2 separate regions of the Homo sapiens genome follow, and region 2 is linked to region 1. A link is a loop called in an ENCODE intact Hi-C map of the cell type or tissue named here. Cell type or tissue: PC-3. All regions are shown on one strand. Each heading gives the region's core, and the rest is flanking DNA. Links, peaks and the distances in the headings are about the cores only. Region 1 holds the start of LOC124908059 (a long non-coding RNA gene). Region 2 overlaps LOC105373664 (a long non-coding RNA gene).

Evidence for each region. Hi-C counts contacts between places; a loop is a spot of excess contacts. Peaks named below come from ENCODE experiments on the same cell type or tissue, not always from the same donor. Only the 100,000 strongest peaks of a DNase experiment are listed, where the experiment ranks them.
Region 2: a loop joins it to region 1, with 3 times the contacts of the local background. A loop is called at or near these places in 2 of 110 quality-filtered maps.

Annotation. Positions count from the first base shown.
Region 1 is chr2:145,754,798-145,765,853 of GRCh38, forward strand. It overlaps LOC124908059 (a long non-coding RNA gene), which reads left to right and starts at 2,864. Exons shown (of 2, transcript XR_007088682.1): 1 at 2,864-2,966; 2 at 9,906-11,056. In PC-3, for the core only: a CTCF peak has its summit at 4,935; a DNase peak (open chromatin) is centred at 6,264; H3K27ac peaks cover 1,537 bases.
Region 2 is chr2:145,618,133-145,629,188 of GRCh38, forward strand. LOC105373664 (a long non-coding RNA gene) reads right to left here. Exons shown (of 8, transcript XR_923414.2): 2 at 2,739-2,830. Among named protein-coding and RNA genes, the nearest start is that of LINC01966, 740 kb to the left of the region's middle. In PC-3, for the core only: no CTCF peak of the experiment used is centred there; a DNase peak (open chromatin) is centred at 5,199; H3K4me3 peaks cover 582 bases; H3K27ac peaks cover 2,363 bases.

The DNA of each region.
Region 1 (11,056 bases), core at 1,391-9,390:
GCAGTGGACTCAGCCCATGGCACCACCCCCACTTCCAGCATCACCTGCAGGGCCTGGGCCAGTGGTTCTTTGTGTGCCATCCATTTTCTGCCTTTTCTTAGATGAATCCAACTAGTAATTGATTTTGTTATTCAGAGAATCCTAGAATCCTAGTGTTGGATGGAGGCTTACAGATCAGCCTCTTCACAAATTTCTCCTAGCATGGAGATCTGAGTATTGCTTGAACATGTTTTGAAGAAGCACTCTCTCCTCTTCTAGGCTTTCTATTCCATGTTTGTTTATTGTCTCACACCAGTCAGGAAATGGGGCTACAGCGGTAAACAAAATTGCCTCTGCAGAGCTTGGAATTGAGTACAGAAGAAGAATCACCCCGTAATTGCAAAGATGTTGAAAGTTCATCAGCATTGTTCACTACCGTCTTTCCTAGGTTGAATCTGAATCAAACCCACATGTCATGAACACCCACTCATGTCTTCATCTGCCTGCTGAAATTCCAGGTGGTATTCTTCTTCTATATGATGGCTTCTGGACACAGTAAATGAGTTCTTGCCCATTTCAGGGGTTTTATTTCTTTAACTCCCACAGCCCTGAGACCTTGACAGGAGTTGACTGCTCCATAAATGCCTGGCTCTATCAGGAATGTCAGCTTTGGTCATTGTAGCTGGACTTTGGACCTAGCTGAAGTTGCAGAGACTACTGGCACCCAAACTAGCCCTTTAATATGTTGAAGAATAGATGAGACACACTTTGCAAGATTTCAAATGAGAAAAAAATAATGTGAAATACCTGCCACTATGACTGACTTCATATGAAAAACTGTAGTGAGGGACATGAGAACTAAAAGTTTTAAACTTTATGATGGAATAGTTTTACATAATACTTTTGTTAACACTACGAAGGTACAAAAAACTACACCAAAACTCATAAACGTGATTACAAATGGGGAAAAGAGGGGCCATAGGTAGAAAAAAAATATGTTGTAATGTGCAAATGTTATATTACTTTTATTTTGTACCATTGACTGCATTAACGATTCACAATTCCATGAATTTAAAAAATTGTGTTATCACCATCTAAAATTGGTTTAAAAAAAGTAAAAATAGGAAAAATAACAAGAGAAAAAGATTTTTTTTCAGTCTTGAATTTTGAGAGTCATGAAAATATCTGCCAGAGTTTAGCAGAATTTTTAAGCTTTGATTCTTGTATGAAACCCAAATCCCTTCCCTGGGCAAACAAAATTACACAGTTTGTAGCCAAAAAAACCATAAAGACAATAAAAATAAAAACAAACCAAAATAGAAAAATTTCTGAGTCTGCAAGGAGAGACTTCAGGCTCCAGTGTCTTCAGACCTACTATCTTGAGCTAAAGGCAAAGCTCTTACAGAGGAACAGGCTTATGAGGAAAACATCTTTGTACCGAGATCTTCATGTGTTCACCTTTGACTTGGCATAGAATTGAAGATCTAGAATTACAACTCTGCAAGACTTTTTTCAGATGTTTTTTTCATAACATCACATGTTCAGAGCTGAATGTGTGAGAAATGGAATATTCTGTACATATTGTAGAAGCTAATTAAAAGATGCTGATGTTACACAGTCCTGAGATCTATTCCTACCTTTGTCACAAAGCACTTTGCTTAACTTCTTTAAGCCTTAGTTTATTTATAAAATGAAGATAATAATATATACATACCATATATATATATATATATATATCAGGGTTTGTTTGTTTTTTTTTTGTCAGAGTTTTGCTCTTGTTGCCCAGGCTGGAGTGCAGTAGTGAGGTCTCGGCTTGCTACAACCTCTGCCTCCCAGGTTCAAGTGATTCTCTTGCCTCAGCCTCCCAAGTAGCTGGCATTACAGGTGCCCACCACCACACCCAGCTAATTTTTTGTATCTTTAGTATAGACAGGGTGTCATCATGTTGGCCAGGCTGGTCTCGAACTCCTGACCTCAGGTGATCCACATGCATTGGTCTCCCAAAGTGCTGCGATTACAGCTGTGAGCCACCATGCCTGGCCTCAGGGTTCTTACGTTAATAAAATGACATATTTTAGGTTCTTAGCAAAGTGATTTATCACATACTGAGTGCTGAATAAATGTTGGCTATTATTTTCAGGTTACTGCTCAGAATCCGGTAGTAGTCTTGTTCTAATAGTTCTTGCTATCTCAAGTTATAACTCTTTTATGTAGTCAGGCTGTGTTCTTTTCCCCTGCTCAGTGTCTATTGTGTGGCTTGAAGTAGCAGCATAACCACTCAACCACTCTCTGTTTGTAGGGTTCTGTGGTGTTGACCCCAACACCCTGTTCCAGATGTGTCCTCCAAACCAGGACTGCCGAATTAGCATAGTCCAATCCTCTGGCAATAATAATTAGGCCAAGGTTGAGCACTGGACCAAAGTCTGGCCAATAGGATTTAATTATATGGCTTTACTTTTAGAACTTTTGTCTGTTAATGTTTTATTGGACTTTCTATTAATTCTTAAAAGTCTGATGGTGCTGGTTACCACCCAGTATTCCTCTTAGATGTGGGTTACTAGGGTCCCCATCCAAGGCATACTCTTGCTCCCCTGCCCTGCCCTTTCCTAAGGAGCAAAGGAGACATGACTACCGGAAACATACCCCTGCCTTGGTACAAAAACACTAGAATTTTCTGCCAAACAGTTGTCAGTTTCCAGGGCCCAAAATAGGCCCCTTTTTAGGCTCCATATTCAGGGAGAGGGGAAGGACTTCAAGCCAGGCATCCCTATTTTACACAAGCCTAAAATGTACATTTGCAGGCCCTGAAAGCGTTTGGAGCATGCTTAGGGCAAATATTTGTAGTCAGTGTGCCTAAAAGTGAAACCAAGGATGAGACAAGCAATCAAGGGACTGAGACAGAGTCTTGATGGACTTCTTTGAGTTCTAGATCCAGCTATGTGAGAAGCAAGACTAACCCTTGGATTTTCGAGCTCCTGAGTCAATAGGTTAGTTTGAACATGTTTTCTTTCATTTGTAACTCAGAGGGTTCTGTCTGAGACACTTTTCCTTTGTACTCCATCCTGAATTGACATTCCTTTATCTGTAATCATAACACCACTTATAATATTCAGAACTTTATCATATTCTCTAATTATTTAATGCAGGAGAATTTTTCTTTCTCAAGATTTCCAAAGGATGTTTGCAAGCTGTGCAAGAGGATGGAGTTTGGACTCACTCTGATGTGACTAAATGTATGACCTTGAATAAGTTAGTTAACTTCCTTGATACTTAGTTTCTTCATCGTTAAAATGGAAATAAGCCTACTCAAAGTTCTAGGATTGCTTAAGAGATTGAATGTAATCAGCCTTGTACACAATAGTCATTCAACAAATACCTTGATCATTTCCTTGAGGGCCTTGGCTGTAGAAGGTAAGAAAACCAAATTAACTGATTTAAGTAAAGTGTCTTTTTAATTTAAATATATATTTTTTTAAACATTTTTGTGGGTACATAGTAAGGTGTATAGAATATGATAAAAGAAGCGTCTTTTAAAAAATCATTAATGTAATATCTCATGGAGAAAGACGTAGATAGGCAAGGGTTAGCTGGTAGCAGGGACACAAAAACCAAACTATTTTTTTTCAGCTCTCCTTACCTATTCCATTCTTTCCTTTTGGTGCTATCTGGCTTTGTCTCATTCTCAGTGTACAGTGAGGTATAAGGCTTCCAACAGACCCTAGGTTTGTTTGCATCTGCTTCATTCAAGAGTGCATCTAAACTGAGCTAGAAAGTTTTATTCTTATGTCAAATTTTTAGGAAGTACTCTGATTTCTTTAATTTGGACCAATCAAATGTGGCTAGGCAAGAGGTTAAAAATTGTATTAACCTTCTGCAGTAACATAAGGTTGAAGTGAGGGGAGGAGAATTCCCAAAAGATAACAGCACTGGTGCCACAAAAAAGGGAGATTAGGCTAGAAAAACATGTGATATTAGACTATAGCAATAGTTTTTAAGAAAATATTCTGAATTTCCTACCTTTCTAACAAAATACTAAGTACATGTTAGTGTACCATAAACACATGACTAAATATTTTGTGTTTTGAAACTCAAAACTGAACCTACAAACAGAGGGGCTGAGTGGTTTCTTAATCACCACACAGCAGGGGAAATAAATCAGCAATGAGACTTGACCTCTTAGTCCCTTAATATGATCCCAAGAATCTTTAATTCAAGTATTTATCAAGGCTTCTTCTTTTAAAGTGACCATGTAAATCTTTAGTAGATGGCTGTTATAATGTTGATATGGACGCATTATGTATGAAAAATGGGTAGCTGAACACTTGCAGTGACTGATTTCCACGCATTAATAACCTGACCATTTAATTAAAATATAATGCCCGAGGGTCCCAATCCGCAACACAGAATGACCTAGTGAATGTCCTGTCATTGAGAGGTAGGAGAGGGATAAGAAGAAGTAACTCAGCGACAGACTGGTCACCTTTGTATCTTTGCATGACTTACTATAACTAAAGCCTAACTATGTCTGAGCCCAGAACTCCCACCTAGCAGGCTTTCTAGCTCTGTGTATGGTGTTTGGATTTTGTGCATTCCTTTGAGCTCCAAGGCTGTGAGTGCACCACAATGCAACAGAAATGTGCAAATTCCAGTGGAAGTCACTGGCACTTCTTTGGCTCCTGAAAATACACCATCATTGTGATGTCCCAGAAATAGCCACACTCTGAAGGTTGTTTCTTTAGCCAGTGTAAGCCAGAGACTCTACTGCATAAGTGGGACATGCTAGCTCAGAAACTTATAATGTAAAGTTTTCATGTTCAGCTCACTTCTTAGTTTACAAAAACCCTTATCAAAAGAGCATTCTAAATTGGAATTAGTTAGTGATCCAGGTCTCTAAAGCCCAGGACTGGAAGAAAAGATTTCTTAATTACACCAGCAGGGGCTTGGTTTCTATTCTTAGTGCATCTGGGTAATGTGGTTATGTTCATGATGCGTCTAGTTTCTGCACTGCCAGGGATAGCCTTCGGTTCATTCTATGTTAGGGTGTACAAATGGAGGGTCTCTGAGTTTGCTCTTTTTCCTGGATAGAGGTAATTCAGGATTCTCAAAAGCAACATATCAATGTAATTTTTATTGTGCTATGTCTTAGGCCAATCAGATTGAAGTTTATGTAAAACACAAAATTATTAAAACAAAGGATAATTTGATAGGAATTTTGAGTTATTTGCATATCCTGTTCAGTGAATGTCACTACTCAGCCCTCACTGAAAGTAGATCGGATTGAAACTTCCAGGCTACCTTGAGGGAGAAGTAAGGGTTACTATTCAGAGAGTATCTATGCTGCAGTTTTCTGCTAGTAGGCCATCTATGAAATGGGAAACTCAGGGTGTCTTTCTTTGCCAATAGAGCACCATCTATGTGCTTCTGTTTCTGAGAGGAAGAGTAAGTGTCAGGAATCAGTTTCCAACAATCTCTCTTTTTCTGCCTGAAAGTTGAGTTATGTGTTCTGAATTACTGTAAATTTTTATACAAACCTATGTCCTTGTGATATTGTTTGATTTATAACTTTTGGCTACCTTCAAAGTTCTGAAAAGTACAACAAAACACAGCTTAGGGAGAAAATACAGATTTCTTTTTAACAGAAATAGTTGGTGAGTTAAATCAAGGGCCCAAATATTTTTAATTGCTGTACTTTTTTATTTAAAAATATACAATAGTCTACCCTGAGGTAAAAAATAAATAGCTTGGTGTCATAAAGTTAATAGACACTATTCACAAAGTTGGGTTTAATACCAAGGCGTTTATTTTCGATCATTAAAAATCTACTTCAGATGGCAATATTCTTTTGTACAAAAATTTAACAGAAATTCATTTACATTCTTCTCCATTTTATGTTTATCTGAGGAAAATGATGCCATAAGTTCTTATGAAACAGAACAAGCCAAAAACTTTTCTTTTAACTAATCCTGATGAAGTTTGTCAAAGTAAGATTTAAGGCAAGAAGGTTGCTTCTTGGCAGGAGAATTCTGGAAGGGAAAAGTGGCTGAAACTTTGCATGGTTGCATTTGTTTCTGGTCAAGCTGCCTTATCACAATTCAAACTCTCATGCTGGGAAATTGCTCTTTCTTTGGTACCTTTTCTGCCAGAATTCAACTCTAACAACAAAAGTTTATAAACAATGAAAATTCCAGCTGGTTGACATCAGCGTCACGAAGCTTTCTCTTCACACTGATACAAATATTTACCCTGAGCTCTGGCAAGGCTTTCCTTGCCCATGTCACCCTTAATCATACATTTTTCCTTGATTGAGTTATGCTTTCCAGTATGTGATTTGCTCTGGTTTACTTTTTAACACATCCCAGAGGCTTCGTCAAAATCAACTCTGGGCAGGCCATGTCATTTGGTAGCTGCCAAACATGTTATTGAGAAGAAACTTGGCAAATATCAAACCAGTCCTCTCTAACTGCTCTAATAAATGTTTGTTCTTTTTGACCACCATTTACTTTTTAGGTCCCTGATATCCATAAAGCTATGAGCCAAGAAAGTAAGCAGAGATGCACTCAATTCCCTATAATCTATTCCCTTGAGATAACGCACCAATTTCTCTTCCAGGTACCTTATTGCAAAGAAGTTGAAAATTTCAAAGGTTTCATCAATGACTCTTTATTTCCTTCAAGAAGACACAAAGGTTATTTTCAAAAGGTTAAAACAACAGATTGATGTACTCTGTTACTGTAGTAAAGTCCACTAGAACAAATATTTGCCACACTAAAGTGACTAGTGGAGGGATTAGCACAAAATATTGCAAATATTTCTACAGAGCTTCCCTTGCCAAAATAAAACATTGGGTTCTCTGCCCTAGGTGCTTGCAAAATCATTGTGAAGTGCATTGATAATGCAGAATTTGGGGAAATTTTTCTCTCAATATTGAAATAATTGTATAAACAGGTGTCCTACCCGATAGAAATATAAATAAATATCTCAGTTACACTAGTTTATACTTATATTGCATTTATGGTTTAGAAAAATCTGGTCATTATACAAAAGCTATATATGGACCATGTGCCACTCTACTAACTCATTTGAAAATAACATGTAGTAAGCTGTGAGAGTTAAACAACTCTTTATTTTGCCTATACTGGCTTAAAAATTAATCTCAAAAATGAGATGGAACCCCCACCTCTGACACATTCATCATTCTTGTTGTTATTGTTGTTGTTTCTCTTGTAGTCCTCAGGGAATGCATGTGAGCATGCACACACACACACACACACACACACACATGCACACACACACACGTTCCTTATACACACAATATACTTTGCTTAGAGGGTCTTATTCTTTCTCTTTGCCAACATACAGCTTCATCTATGTTTTTTTTTTTTTTTTTTAAGAACCATTTTTATTTAACACAATTTGTTTAATTAATGTGATTTCAGATGGCTTGAGGATAAGTGAACACATTTAGGTGGTATAGAGGGAAGATAATTTCAGGCTTGGGAGCCCAGTAAACACACAGAACAACATTGCTCAGGAGATTGTTCACAAGCTAGTTGCCCTTGCCTTTCATTACTTAACCCAAAGAATTTTTAAAAATTCTTAGGTTTTTCAAAAGGACCTCTATGCTGTTTCTTAAGTTTTTCTCTTTTTCTCCCATGACATCATTAGTGCCATTGAAGGTACGACAGTGTTAAGTCACCTTACTCTTTTTTTACTCCTCCCTCCATCTTGCAGCTTATACATGACAATAAGTGTTCATTATTTAATAATGTTTAAATATGCAATACCATTTCTATGTTGAGGTGTGTACTTTCCAGAGCATATTGAAATGCAGTGATGTGTAACAAAACTTACCTTCTGTGATTATTAATACATAAACATATCTGAAGACCATAGTAAATAATTATTATAATCTAAGGTGTGGCCAACATATTTGAGAAAACAGGAATTTAATAAGATATTCTCTTCAGTTCCATGGAAGAAGTTGTAGCGATTTTTTGTTAATGGAATCTCATTATTCTTTTGTATCATAAGAAGTAAATGTAGTGTAGAGACATGAAAGAAATAAGCTCTGAATAGGCCTGAAGGAGTTAGAGCAACTTCGCCAATTCCTAACCTGATCAATTCCCAAGAAAGCAAGAAGAGAAATACCAAGCACTAGTCTTTATGCTAAAGACCAGGTGGAAACCAGAGTGAATGGTAGAATTTATTATCCCTACTTTACAGGCCATGGGAAGAAGACCCTGGAAATTTCACTACCTTGCTCCTGGTAATTTAACTGGTGAATGGAGATTAGAGGTTTGAACCTAGTTAGGTTTGACAAATAGGCTTGTGTTTTTTACCTCACTTGGAGTGTCCCAGTGGAGTGACCCAGAGGGCCAGATTTGGCCAAGTGTGCACTTAACTGGCCTAAGGCACTGGGGGATTTAACAAATGGATAGCCAGTTAGGGACTAACCTCACATATCTATAGGGAATCATTATAATATTCAAATTGTGGGGATTTTCTTGGAAATAAAGTTAAAAATGGGATACTCTTTGTTTTCCCTCTGTACCCTGTGGAACTCCGGAGTTCTGCAGAGGGAGGTTAGGAGCTCCTACTGAGGCTAACATGGTGGCCAAAGAGGTAGCACTGGGACCCCACCCCTGCTATTGTCTAAAGGTCCACTCTTATCTTTTTTGATACATTAGGAATCTGCATAAGACTTTATTTATATAATTAAAAAATAATGTTTTAAACCCAAGAATTTTTATGACTCAGATCTTTGAGCATATTAAAGATACTTGAGAAATAGTTTGATCCAGACCATAATTTACATAAAGTTGCAATTTTTGCATGACATCCAAAGGCCCTTAAAGTCAAGACATCAAGTCACTGATGAGACTAGGACTCAATATAAACCTGATTTATGCTCAATTTTTCAAACAGTAAGAAAGTATGAATTACTAATTATATACCTTTATGCTCCAGTTAATGTAATAAAAGATAATGTGTATAAGTTTGCTTTCATATACACCATTGAGATTGCTTATTCAAGGGACTGTATTAATGATTCAAAGGGCAGTTTTTTATTGATTTGAATTTTTCTACATTATATGCAAGTTATATCTGATAAGACAGTAGTTCTTTATTTAATTTTAACCTAACAAAGTCTATTGTGAAGCGGAAAACACTGTTTTTGAGATTTTAGTTCTTTTCAGAATTGTTCAGGACAATGCTTATATTATGAGAATATATCTGGTTAGATCCATTGAACTAGAATTTCCAGGAGTAGGAAGCAGAAAACTGTACTGTAAAATCATGCCTAGGAGGTCTTGAATAATCAATCAGATTGGAAACCACTGATGTGCCCTATTTGATTTTCAGATGTGAAAGGCTTCTTTGCAAGGAGATTATTTTATTTTTATATAAAGCTACCTAATTTTTTAAGATACCATACCTTAGGTCCAGCTCAGTCATGTTTTCCAGACATAAAGTGAAGTGCAGCTGGGAGACAGAAGCAGTATCCGTGGCAGGCCTCCATTTACACAGAGCCCATAAGAATGGCACAGCACCCAGTGAGTCTGACATGCCTGGGGGCTCTGCTGCTCCTCTTACCCACCCTCACATGAAGATGTCTCATTCATCTTTACATCCCCAGTCCTTAGCACAGTATCTGGCACATTTTAGATACTCAACACATGTGTGTTGGTTATAAGAAATAATTAATGAGGACATCATTCAAGTTCAGTGGTAAGAAACTCTCATCAAGACTTCAGTTTTTGTCCCCTTTTAATTTAACCCAATTGCTTCTTAATTTTCAGAAATTGTTTTATCTCTCTCTTTTTTTTAGGTTCCACAATAGCATTTGACTTTCTTCTCCTAACTTTAATTTGATATCTTCCTATAGTTTCCATTTCTCAGATTCCCTCCTTCATCTTCTCTTACAGGCACAGCCAATCAACCATCCATCCTCTCCTCAACCTTCCAGAAGACTGTGAGTCCTGAGAGCATAGAAACTCTCCTGATGTTGCTCCCAGACCGTGACCCGTGCTGGCAAAGCTTCTATTCCCATGTGGCTGCATGTTTCATAAGGAGAGCTACTAAAATGCAGGAAAGCACAAAGTCTTAATTGCTTGCTAGTGGGCACTCAGCCAACACGCTGTTAGCAGAATGAAATCCAATCTTAGAGAAAAAGTGCTGAACCTCGGCTCTGGATCGCCCAAGCCCCATATGGATTGCGTGTGTTTTGGGGGAAGATTTGGATATGGCAGTCTTTTTTTTCACTCTTTTGAATGGGAATGTCAATCTATGGGTTACTAGAACATTTTATTCTTAATATAATAATCCCAGCTGCAAAACAACATTAAGAGGGAACACTGCACCTCTTCTCCCCACTTATGACCTGGACAATTAATACATTCTCATTTTTTGTGCTTCTCTGAAAATACTACTTTCAATGCAATTTCCAACCAAATTGTTACTTTGAAGAATTCATACATAGTCATTCTGAAACATCCCTGCCTTGTTCTGTTGTTTGCTATTTGATCTTTGATAATTAATCTCCCTAAATCTCAGTTGACTTATCTTTATAATGGGAAAAATAAAAATGCTTTCCTGACAGGGATGCTGTGAAGACTCAATGAGATTCAAAGCTCTTGGCAGTGTGTGGCACAAACAATAATGTCCAATATATGTTAACTCCTAATTTTATTGCTAAAAATAATAGTCTAATAGATTTCTCACTGTGAGAAATCTCAATATATAGCATAAAATATTTGGCCCCATACGTTTTGGTGTTTGGGGCTTTGACAGGTTTTCTTTGATCTGTCACATGATATATTTCTATATTTCACATGACATATTTGATATATTTCTATAGTATCCATTTTTTCTAAAATGATTAAAAACCTCTCTTCACATAAACATTACATGAGACAAAAAAACAAACAAGTAATATGTAGAGAAATATTGGACACTACACTTCTTCTGTAAATTTTAATATGAATGCCATGCTCCAAAACATAAGCTCTGGATCTCTGTCTAAATCCTAAAATGCTGAAAATCTCCCATCAGAGTTAGATGATGATGACAGGGTTGA
Region 2 (11,056 bases), core at 2,016-10,015, 140 kb before region 1:
ATTATCTGGGTGAGTCAAGGATGTTTTCTTTTCTTACATCACAGAATACTTTTATGCCAAGCAATTCTTAAAAATTCATTCCCTGTAGATTATTTTTTACTCTCTTTTAAATGCACTTCTCTCTCTCTCTCTCTCTATGTATATATATATAGATAGATAGATATAGATATACACATGTATACATATAGATATAGATATATACATATATAGATGGATAGATATCATTGTAGGTAAACTTCCTTTGTTTCAATGATTTTAATTTTTATATTTTAGAACTGGATATTTGCTACCATTTTTTAAAGAAAACATTTCAGTTGTATAGAGGTACCAAGATTTTTCTCTAGCACGGTAGATTAGATATTGCATGAGCAACAATCTCAGACTTTAAAATGATCATATTTACTTACCTACTTTTAATACATAAAATATTTACTACAAAACAAAAAGACAAAGAAGAGATTCTGAATATGCTCTCACAAATCTATTTTGTTTTATGTGTATTAAACATTTGTAAAGTATTCATTGTTTACCAGCTAGTCATTTTTCAGCAATTGGAAATAAGTGTTTAATTTTAAATGTCTTTTTTCTACAATTTTGTTTGGTAAAAAACAGCCAGTTGGATACTGTCATTTATTACTCTATATGTTCACTCTTTACTTGGCTTGAGAAATTGTGAGTACATAAAGTAAAGCAACTTTTCGAAGAAAATGTATTATTCCTCCAAACCTTAACTTAGTATTAGCATAACTTACTATATTACAAGTTACTTTTTACTTTTGAATTTTTAGTCTTTGATATTTCTGTGATTGATCTAGAAAGCAAAAGTCCTTAAAAATCATACTCAATCCACTGCCATTCCCTGCCTTCTTAACATTTTAATATATGTTTATTTCAACATCAATAGTATCATTGCAAAGAAAGAAAAAATAATCCACAGCAGATCACATTATGCCTAGAATATGTTAATGGCAGGGGAATGGAAGAATAGCAGCCACTATTTTCCTATAATGGTAGGAAGGTTTTAGGGGCTAATTCAAAAAAATTTTAATGTGGATGAATCATGGCATTTCTATCACTAATATGTTGAGCCTCTTATTGCCTCATTGTTGAATCTTGAACTATTTCTCTAATCTAGAACTTAATGGCCCACAAACATTAAGATCATGAGAATTTTACACATACCTTGTATCATCATCAATATAAATGTAGATCATTCCACAAGGGCAGGGGCCATCTACTGTAAGATGTTCACTACATAAACTAATCTCAGTAGTGCTTATTTTCTTATCTTTTGTCCTGTAAGATTGTATGTACTTTGAAGGCAGAGATAATTTCATACTGACTGTTGAATACTTAACAAAATCATTTCACCTATTATTGAAATCAATAATTATGAAGATATTTCTCCCTTCAAAGAATAAGAAAATAAGGTCCAAGAAATCAGATAACCTTTCTAAGTCTCACAAGTAATTAGTAGCATAGCAGACTCTAGGTCTCCTGACTTACAGACTGATTTATTCCTTGGCTCTCTTTTTACTTTCCTGAAACTTCTCTATGAACTTCCTACATCCTTTCTCTTGCCTTGAATCCACTTCAATTAATAACTAATGAATATATATATGTGTGTGTATATATAAAATATAATTCTAATAACTGATGAATATATGTATATACACACATACATATGCAATAAACATATGTGTATATATTTATTATATATATGTATATACACATATAATGTATGTATATACACATATAATATATGTATATACATATATAATATATGTATGAATATATATAATGTATGTATATTCATATGTATATGTATATACTTATAATGAATATATGTGTATACACACATATATATATTTATTATTTATTAGGTAGAATGTAGGAAGTTTATAGACAAGTTCCAAGAAAGTGACAGAGGCAAGGAATAAATCAGTCTATAAGTCAGGAGACCTGGAGTCAGCTATGCAACTAATACATACATATATATATACATACATACACACATAAACACACACACACGTACTTTTTAACTTCAGTAGCAATTTCTAGAAATCTCAACGAAAAATTTTGCCAAAAGTTTTTTCCACTTCTACTACCATTGTCAGGAGAAAACAGTCACAGGCCTTTATGTTCTTGTTCAATCCTTGTCTGAAGGAAATATTGGACTTGTAATGCTGCACATATGTTATGTAAATTATCGTAGCACTTTGTATTGCTTTGACCTTTATAACACCCTATAATTTGATTGGCTGACTAGTCAAGTTGATAGTGTTTACAGTCTTGCCCTTACTTGGATGGACATGATAAGATATTCCAATCTAGCCAATCAAAAAATAGAATATCAAAAAGGTCAGAGTAGTATAATGTTTTTTTAAACTACAGTCTTCTCTTTCCTGGTCAAATATATGCATTCTCATAAGAAAATAGAGAAGTCATGTGAAACGCAACATATCTGAGAATAAAAAATGTAATGAATATTTTATTTGATTACATTGATGTCAACTTTCCTGTTTTTAAAATTGATTGTCCTAGGAGAACTGCTTAGATTTTTACCAAGGCTGTGTTGTCACAGATTGTGTTTTACTTTTCTTTGAATCTCTAGAACCTATAGTAATATCATAATACAGTGCTTAGTATATATTGATTAAATAAATAAATTTGAATATCAAAACTGTCTCACTCTCTTCCCCTTTCCTGTATAAGGTAACACATAAGCAGAAGTTTACCTTCTTCTGGGTGTCCTTGGTAGCCTTATCTCTTTCTTTCTGAAGTTCCTCAAGGCTCAATGCCAGGCCCTCTTCTCACCATATTGTTTTTCCTGGGGAATTTTATTGAACATAGTTCAATTATCATTCATAAGCTGATGACTTTCAAATGTGCATTTCTATTACTCTCACCTGAGTTCTTGATTCTTATATCTTATTGCCTATTTTAAATTTTCAATTGAGTCCCAGAAGGAACTCAATTTTATTATGTACAAAAACAAACTCAAACTTGTTTTCCTCCAAGTGTCCTTATCTCAGTCAATGGCACCATCATCTAGGGGTTATCCTTGACACTGTCCTTACTCCTGCACAACATATTACTAAGAACAGTAGCTTTTACCTCTTTAATATCTTCTTAATGTATTTACCTTTATTTTTCATCACTGGGACTTTCCTAGTCAAAGGTGCCATCATCTCTTACCTTGGCCATTAGGTACTCACCTGTTGTTCTGCCTGCCATCACTTTCATAGAGAATCCAGAGTTGCAATTTAAAAATAAATTATTGACAATGCCATTACCTCTCCCATTTTCTTCCTCTTTAATATTCCATTTTTCTTAGTTTACAGATAAAATCTCTTATATTGTCTATAGGACTAATATCTGTGACACCTGAAGACACACTCTCTCTCCCCCTCTATGCTGCAACTACGCATTCTGGTTCTTATAATGTTCTCTCTTGCTACAGGGGCTTTTGCTTCTGTATCTTAGTCTGGCTAAAGTCTTTTTTTCTAGTTATGAATGGAACTAAGAACAGATATTTTTGTCCACTAAATAAGTGGATATTTAACACCTTTGAAAAGACAGGAAAACAATGGGCAGACGTGTTCCTGGAGAATATAGACTCATCAACCGGGAAGAAAGCAAAAACAAGGATAATATGTTTCCCAGTCTTCTCTGAATCCACTGGGAAATATCAGAGAAAACCTTTAATCCAAGCAAAGAGTAAAATTATTCCAGGCAGATATGGGACATACTTTTGCAGTTAAATGTATGTTCTATAATAATTATTGTATGATAAATCTGGTCATCAGCAAAGAACAGAAATAAAAGTCAGAATATCAATCCATCTATGTCTGTGCCCTTGGCTTCAGGACAAGGCTGATTTGACTTTCACTCTGCAACTCTCCTTCTTCCTAAGTCAGGTGGATTAGAGAAGAAGTGAGTTTATCTAACTTTTTTGTCTTCCTCAATGTCTGTCAAATATTTAGTATTTGTAATTCCTAGACTTTTAAATTTTTCCATTCTTACACATAATGTTTTACTCATTTATTAATTTATAGTTCATTTGTTTATGCATATGCTTAAAAGAATTTTATTGAGATGTTGTGCTAGAAACAGGGATATACAAGACAAACAATAGCAAAGTTCCTAACTTCACGAAGCTCAGAGTCCAATAGAGAAGAGAGATTTAATAAAACAAGCAGACAAAGAAAGTAAATGTTGTAACTTTTGGCAAAATGCAATTGAGAAAAGTATCTCAGTGTCATGAAGGGATCTAACAAAGGATCCTAGTTGACTAAAGAATGCTTCCTGGAGGAAGTGATATTGGGACTGAGATCTGACTGATGAGTAGGAGTTAGCTAGTATAAACCTGATCATGTATGTCACTCCACTGCCTGAAATACTCCAGAAGCTTCCCCCTTCTTAAAGTGAAATTCAAACTCCTGACCACGGTCTTAAAGGCCTTTTCTGGAAATTCTCCCTTTCAGACTTTCATATACTGTGCTTCCCTTTGTCATTCCATTGTTAGCTTAAATTTTACCTTCACAAATTCCAGTCTAAAGAAACAGAGCTTTGCCCAACTAATTTTAATGTTTTTTTACAAATCTTATTTTTCTCTGAAATTGCATATTTGTAGTTGTGGTTGTTGTTGTTGATCACCTGCCTCTCTCAGTAGAATATAAACTCCGTAAGAGAATAATCCTTCTGTCTTTTGTTCCTCCCTATATCTAAATCACCTCATGCGGCACTGTCACATAGAAGAAGCTTACTAAATACTTCTTCAATTAATGAATACTGTTTAGATTAGGAGAATCCCTAAGTGAATTATAGCACCTTTTCGAATCAGTGTGGCCTTTTGCTTTGGAACTTTGTTAAATTTAATTTTCAAACTTTGGATTTCATCTTAATTTGAATGCGAAACTAAACACACCAAAGTGACTAATTAAATAAAAAGAAAGTATATATTTAGTATAACCAAGACAATATAGGTAATGCATTACTTTTCCTTACTCCTATAGCCTTCTTAACCATGAAAGAATAGCTATAGATATAAGTGAATTGAATTCCATTCACATTTTAAATTTCATTCTCAAAGTACCAAGGGTAAGGTCAAACTTGATTTTCTGGAAATATTTGCCTTTTTTTTTGTCCCTTAGTCAAGCCAGAGTCATCTGGCATCCTTACAAGGACCTTTCCTGCTTCTGTGGGTTATAAACTATGTGTGGGACAGACCAGTTATTATTTACTCAGGCGTTGGTATATTGTTTGATGAAACAGTCAGCAGAATGGTCAAAGGAGAAACAATTTAGGGGTTAAATGAGAAGTAAGTTGTATTTTTTCCCCGCTTTTTTCCTATAGGCTCAATGTAAAAACTGCGGTTTTCTCTGCTTGGGAAAAACATAATAAATTACTAAGTTTCTTGTTTTCAGCAACAGTAGAGGATATGTCTAAAAACCTAGGCAATGTGTTTTAATGAAAAACCACCAGTTTTAATGCGAAATATGAATGAGACAAACAAATCAAATGAAGTTAACCAAACAATATTTACCAACTAATATCGTACAGTTACCTTAACGACAAAGAAATTGGACATTTGGGGATTTGTGGTTAAAACCCAAAACGACCTACCATAATCAAACAAGTTCTGTAAAATTCCACAGTTCATCATAAAATTCATGGAGAGTCTGTTTCATCTACCAGAAAATTTCCTTCTTCACTCTCACATAACTAATTCTCCCAATCTATGAGTAAGATTATGCTTCAGGGAAATGTAATCCTTAATTGCTAGCCTAAGTCATTGGTAGTTTGAGAGGTACTGATTTAGCTGTTGCTAGAAAATTGAATAGCAGAATGTTGGAAGTGGAAGAAAATTAGAGACTATGGGCCCACCCTTTGGTATTAGAGAGGGTGTGTGACGGTTCAACAAAATGTCTTGTAGTTTATTAGCAACTAACTCAGATTCTGCTTGAATTCTCATGTCTTGCCACAGCATCTAGTCAACTTCTCATTAGCTGGATGCTGCTTGGGCCACTACTTGTTACTGCATTGCTGCTCAATAGAATTTCATTTCTATGTGGTTTGTTTAATAACCACACAACATAGAATCATCTAAATGTACCATCAGGTAAAGCTTATTGTAAAGTCATGACAGATTTCAAGAGATAGGGGCTCACATCATCATTATTATTATTATCATTATTATTAGAGTCAGGGTCTCCCTCTGCCACACAGGCTGGAGTGCAGTGACATTATATTGGCTCAATGCCGCCTCGACCTCCCAGGCCCAAACTATTAGGAGCTCATATTAAATAATCATTGGAACACCTTTCAGCTCTCTCTAATAAGAAGCTGGATGATATGAGAACTATGTTAAGATCGTATGTAATTTTTTAAAATCACAAAAGTGAATGGGCTTTGGAAAATAAATAAAATAGTAAAGTCTCTCTACTCCTGAAGATTTTAAGTACTGTGCTTATACTCTTGCTAGAAAACCATGAAAACTTTCTCCATTATCATCATCTATTCTGATCAGCCCGGTAGTCAACATTGTCAATGGTGTGCACTATAATTGAAGGGGAAAAAAAGAAATTATTTCTGACTTATCTCATTTCAAATGCACGCTTGCATGATGATGTATTACACAAAGCCATTATCACAATTAAGTTAAAGCAAAGCTTGTGACCACCTAAAATGTTTGATTTTTCTCTTAACAAAAATAATAAAGAGATTTAGTCCAAAATAAGGAAATCAACTGTATAAAAAGAGATAAAGCATGATTTTACAGGAAGAAGGATTTCAATGTAGAAAATTCCTTTGTCAATATATTTTAAAAATTCTACTTTGGACCCACTATCACATATTCAATATTTTAGCAAGAAGGGAATTTCCTCCCTCCCCTCCACTGTGTATATTTCCTCTCTCCCCTCCTCTTCTGTATATTTGGTATACAGATACCAGATCCTTGCTTTATAACCCATGGAAACCTACCCAAAGATCAGAGGCATATGAGATTAAAATCTGGGGCATAATTTTCTAAACAGTATGTGTTGGGTCTTTTTGGAAATTTATTGGTCAAAACATTTTTTGTAAAATGGAAAGAAGATTTTAGTAGAGGAGAAACATTTCTATCAAGAGAACCTAAACAGTAGTTTCCTCAGATTTTCATGCCACTCCCCCAACACGTGATTCTTCTCTAAATCCCTGGCTGAGCAAGGAACCATTTTAATTAGACTCTGAGGCAAGCAACATTGTGTCCATGGTAACAGGTATAAAAAGAACTTAAAAAAAAAGAAAAAAATAAGAAAAAAATGTGATAACTGAAAATGTGTTTAAATCATGATAAAAGGATTTAAACAGATGTTATTTTTTTCAAAGTGTTATTTTAAAAAAGAATTTTAAAGGGCTCTTGATATGAGAAAAAATCATTTTTGGATGTATCTTTAGGGAAGGTTTCTCACTCCTAAATTCTGTAGTTCATGATTGCTATGGGTGAGTTGGATGCCTGTTAAGTGAAAGGGGCGCCCAAGGGGAGAAATCAGAAAGTAAAACCAAGGTACCTTCAGGTAGATGCTTCAGATCAGGTGAGCTAAAGTCTCTGCAGTGTTGTTTAGTAGGCTGCATGTGTTACGGTCCTTTTTTATTAAAGTTTGTGTTCAGAAAAGAGAAAGTACAGGACTTGAGTTTTGGAGACTGGTAGGGGTGTGGATAAACCTGGATATATTGCTTAGAAAATGACAAAAAATGAAGAAGCATAGAGCAGTGTATCCTTCAGTGGTAGATGCACTTGCTTCCACAGCTTTAGACAAGCCTGAACTTATGTGAAATAATTTTCTTACACTATGAATTTGACCACCTCTTTATTATGTGCATTCTCTCTCTCTATATATATATATAGATATATAATTCATTTTATATATGATGTATATAATTCATTCACTTTAGATATATATAATATATTGCATATATTATTTATGTATATATATATAGAGAGAGAGAGAGTGAGACAGAGACAGAGAGAGGGAGACAGAGAGAGGCAGTCATAGTCAAGAGGTTATCCCTAGCAACCCACATTTTCAGAATCAGTAGAAAGTCATTATGAACAAGGCCAAGGTAAGAAGAGGGGCTTGTCCTCATGTTGATTTTTTGTTTTTCTGCCAATTACTTTCTCCAGGAATAGTGATTCTGCCACTTTGTTTGAAATATACAAATGACTCCCTGAAGTTAATTGTCCCTCAGAAAGCCCAGGCAAATTCCATGGAACTAAGTGAAGGGTAAGTTATAAGAGGAAACCCAGAGAGAGTAGTAGGAAAGGAGACTTTGGGCCTGGCAGAAGGATGGCTTATTTTGGCTGGATTCCTTCTGAAGCTTAACTACCCACTGATTGAAAGCAAATTGGATGTTAAGGAAGGCTGGAGTGCCCATGTGAAGGAAAACAAACAAGCAGTGACCCTAAGTTGGTCTTGGAGGAAGTCAAATCTCTTGTTGCTTTGCCTCAAATGTTGAAAGAACTTAAATACAGCTTTGTGTACAACATAATTTTCAGTTATTTGGATTTTTGTAAATAAACTGGTTATCTGAGAAAATACCAGCCAGTAGAGGTGAACTCTGAAGAGTAGGAGAGAATGTGGGAAAATAAATTAAAGTATTTTATTTTAAATTTGTTCTTAGATTTGATATTTAAATTAATAGGCTTTCTAAGAGTAGTAAGTCTAGATTTATCATATAAGATAAAGAGTATAACAGCATAGCACTGATTATAAATCATTTTTTATTGAACGGGGAATTACATTTCATACATCATTCACAAATTGATATAGTAATTACAAAAATATTCCTGATTCTACATACACATACAAACGAACTCACGCACGTGAAGACATACTCATATAAACATATACACATAGATATTCACACTTACATGCAAACAGGAAAAAATCAGCTGTACATGGAATCTCATATTATAGATGGATTTCACTTCTGCTACTCTATTACAATGTGAGTATAATACCTACTTACAATTAAATTCTACACTCTGAAGTTTCATTTTACACTCTCTCAATTTGCCTAAGTGCAAAATTGTATGTGTTTGTGAAGACATTTGTAATAAAAGGAGAATCTTTTCCCAAAGTTTTTATTTTTGGATATCATTTCTATGATATTAATAGGTGTCCCATAAGGAAAAGGTCTCCATAGCTACATGTGTTTATAGAAATTATGGTTTAAACTCATCTTTTTCATGAAAAACTTCAAGATTTTTAACTTATTTATTATGAATCTCTCAATGAGAGTTATTCTATATTGGCCAAACAAATTTGTTCATGGAAAGTTATTTTCGCAGCATCTTCTAAGAAAAATAAAACATAAGATGAGATACATTGACAAATAGAAGGTCACTGTGGTTCAAACAGTTATTGTTCAAAGTCTACATCCTTTTAAAATGAATGCTAGTTGCATATCTACTAGGCCAAACACTGTACAACAGCTTGTTTTGTCCTTGGGATAACCCCATGAGATACATGTGAATATCTGCCTTTAATGAACAAACAAGCTAAGACCCAAGAAGGCTAAATATTTTTTCTCAAGTCCATGCGGCTAACAAAGATGAAGCTAAATCTTGAAATAATGTGTTCTGTAGACTATGTTCTACCAGAAATGATAAGCAGCCTACTGACTTATTTTTCAAATCAGCATCCATGCATGCGCTATGCAAGTAAGAGTACAGTTTTGAGAAAGGAGAGTATTTCTCTTTACGTCATGATTTTAGAGGTGCCAGGAAACCTGCCCCCCTCCTCAAAATGCCTTCTCAAACCATCTACATAATGCAAAACTTCTGAGTAGAAATGCTTCTTTTAAAAGATTTATTTTCTCCTCTGAAAAATGCAAATATTCTTGCAAATTCTTTAACACTGTCTCAATACTTTAAAGAAGTTCCCAAATCTGGCTGAGCAGCAGCAATTACTTAGAAAAAACTTTAAAAATATATAGACACCTTACAAAACCCTAGATCTTTTCAAACATAGTAGCTAAAGCTGGAGTTGAGAAATCTTTATTAATATTTTGAAGTTCCCAGGTAATTTTAGTAATTATTACTTAAATCTCTATCAATCTTTTCCCTTCTCAGTGTGAATGGACTAATTAGAGAGACATTAAAACAGTACAGAACTGTAAATTTGGAGTCACAGGATTTGAATTGAAATCTCAGTTTCACCACTTAATCTCTATAAGAGGCTGGACAAAATAAATCGTCCCTTTTTGACTTAAATGTATTCATTTTATAATGGGGATACTAATATTTCTCAAATATTGTTATTATTATTAAAATATATAATGACGGCAAAGAGCTTTTTGTATGCTATATACTTGTTGTTTCATCTTCTTTCTTAAGAGTACAGTTTTATTCCTGGTGCCACATGGAAGAATTAAGACACTGTTTCAGCATTGAAAAAGACAGGCTGATACAGAAAAGAAAAGGACACAGCCAGGAATAGGGGCCTCCCGCGTTTCTCCTTGGCCTTTCCATATTTGTGCTTCTTCCCTGGGTCTTTTTCATCAGAATGAAACTGAAGGACACTTTGGCCCCAGAGGTGTCGTCATGACTGAGTCTGGATCAGATTCGGCTTACTTGAGCCTTTCTTGTTGGCAGCTATTGTGGCTTTAAATAAAGTCGCGTCTATGAAAAAGCAGACCAGACTAGGCTCAAAGGAGAATCCCCATTCTTGATGACACTGTTATCTGAGTATACCACTTCTAAAATATGATACTGACCAAAAAGGGGATTCATATGATCTATTTCCAGAGTTTAGGGTGCAGTCTTAAGAAACAGTTTCTTGCAGCAGAGTGAGACCACATCTTAACAAAAAAAAAAAAAAAAAAAAAAATTAGCTAGGCATGGTGGCATGTGCCTGTGGTCCCTGCTACTTGGGAGGCTGAGGTGACAGGATTGCTTGAGCCTGGGAAAGAAATAATTTTGTTTTGCTTTGAGGCAGAGTTTTGCTCTGTCACCCAGGCTGTAGTGCAGTGGTATGATCTCGGCTGACTGCAACCCCTACCTCCCGAG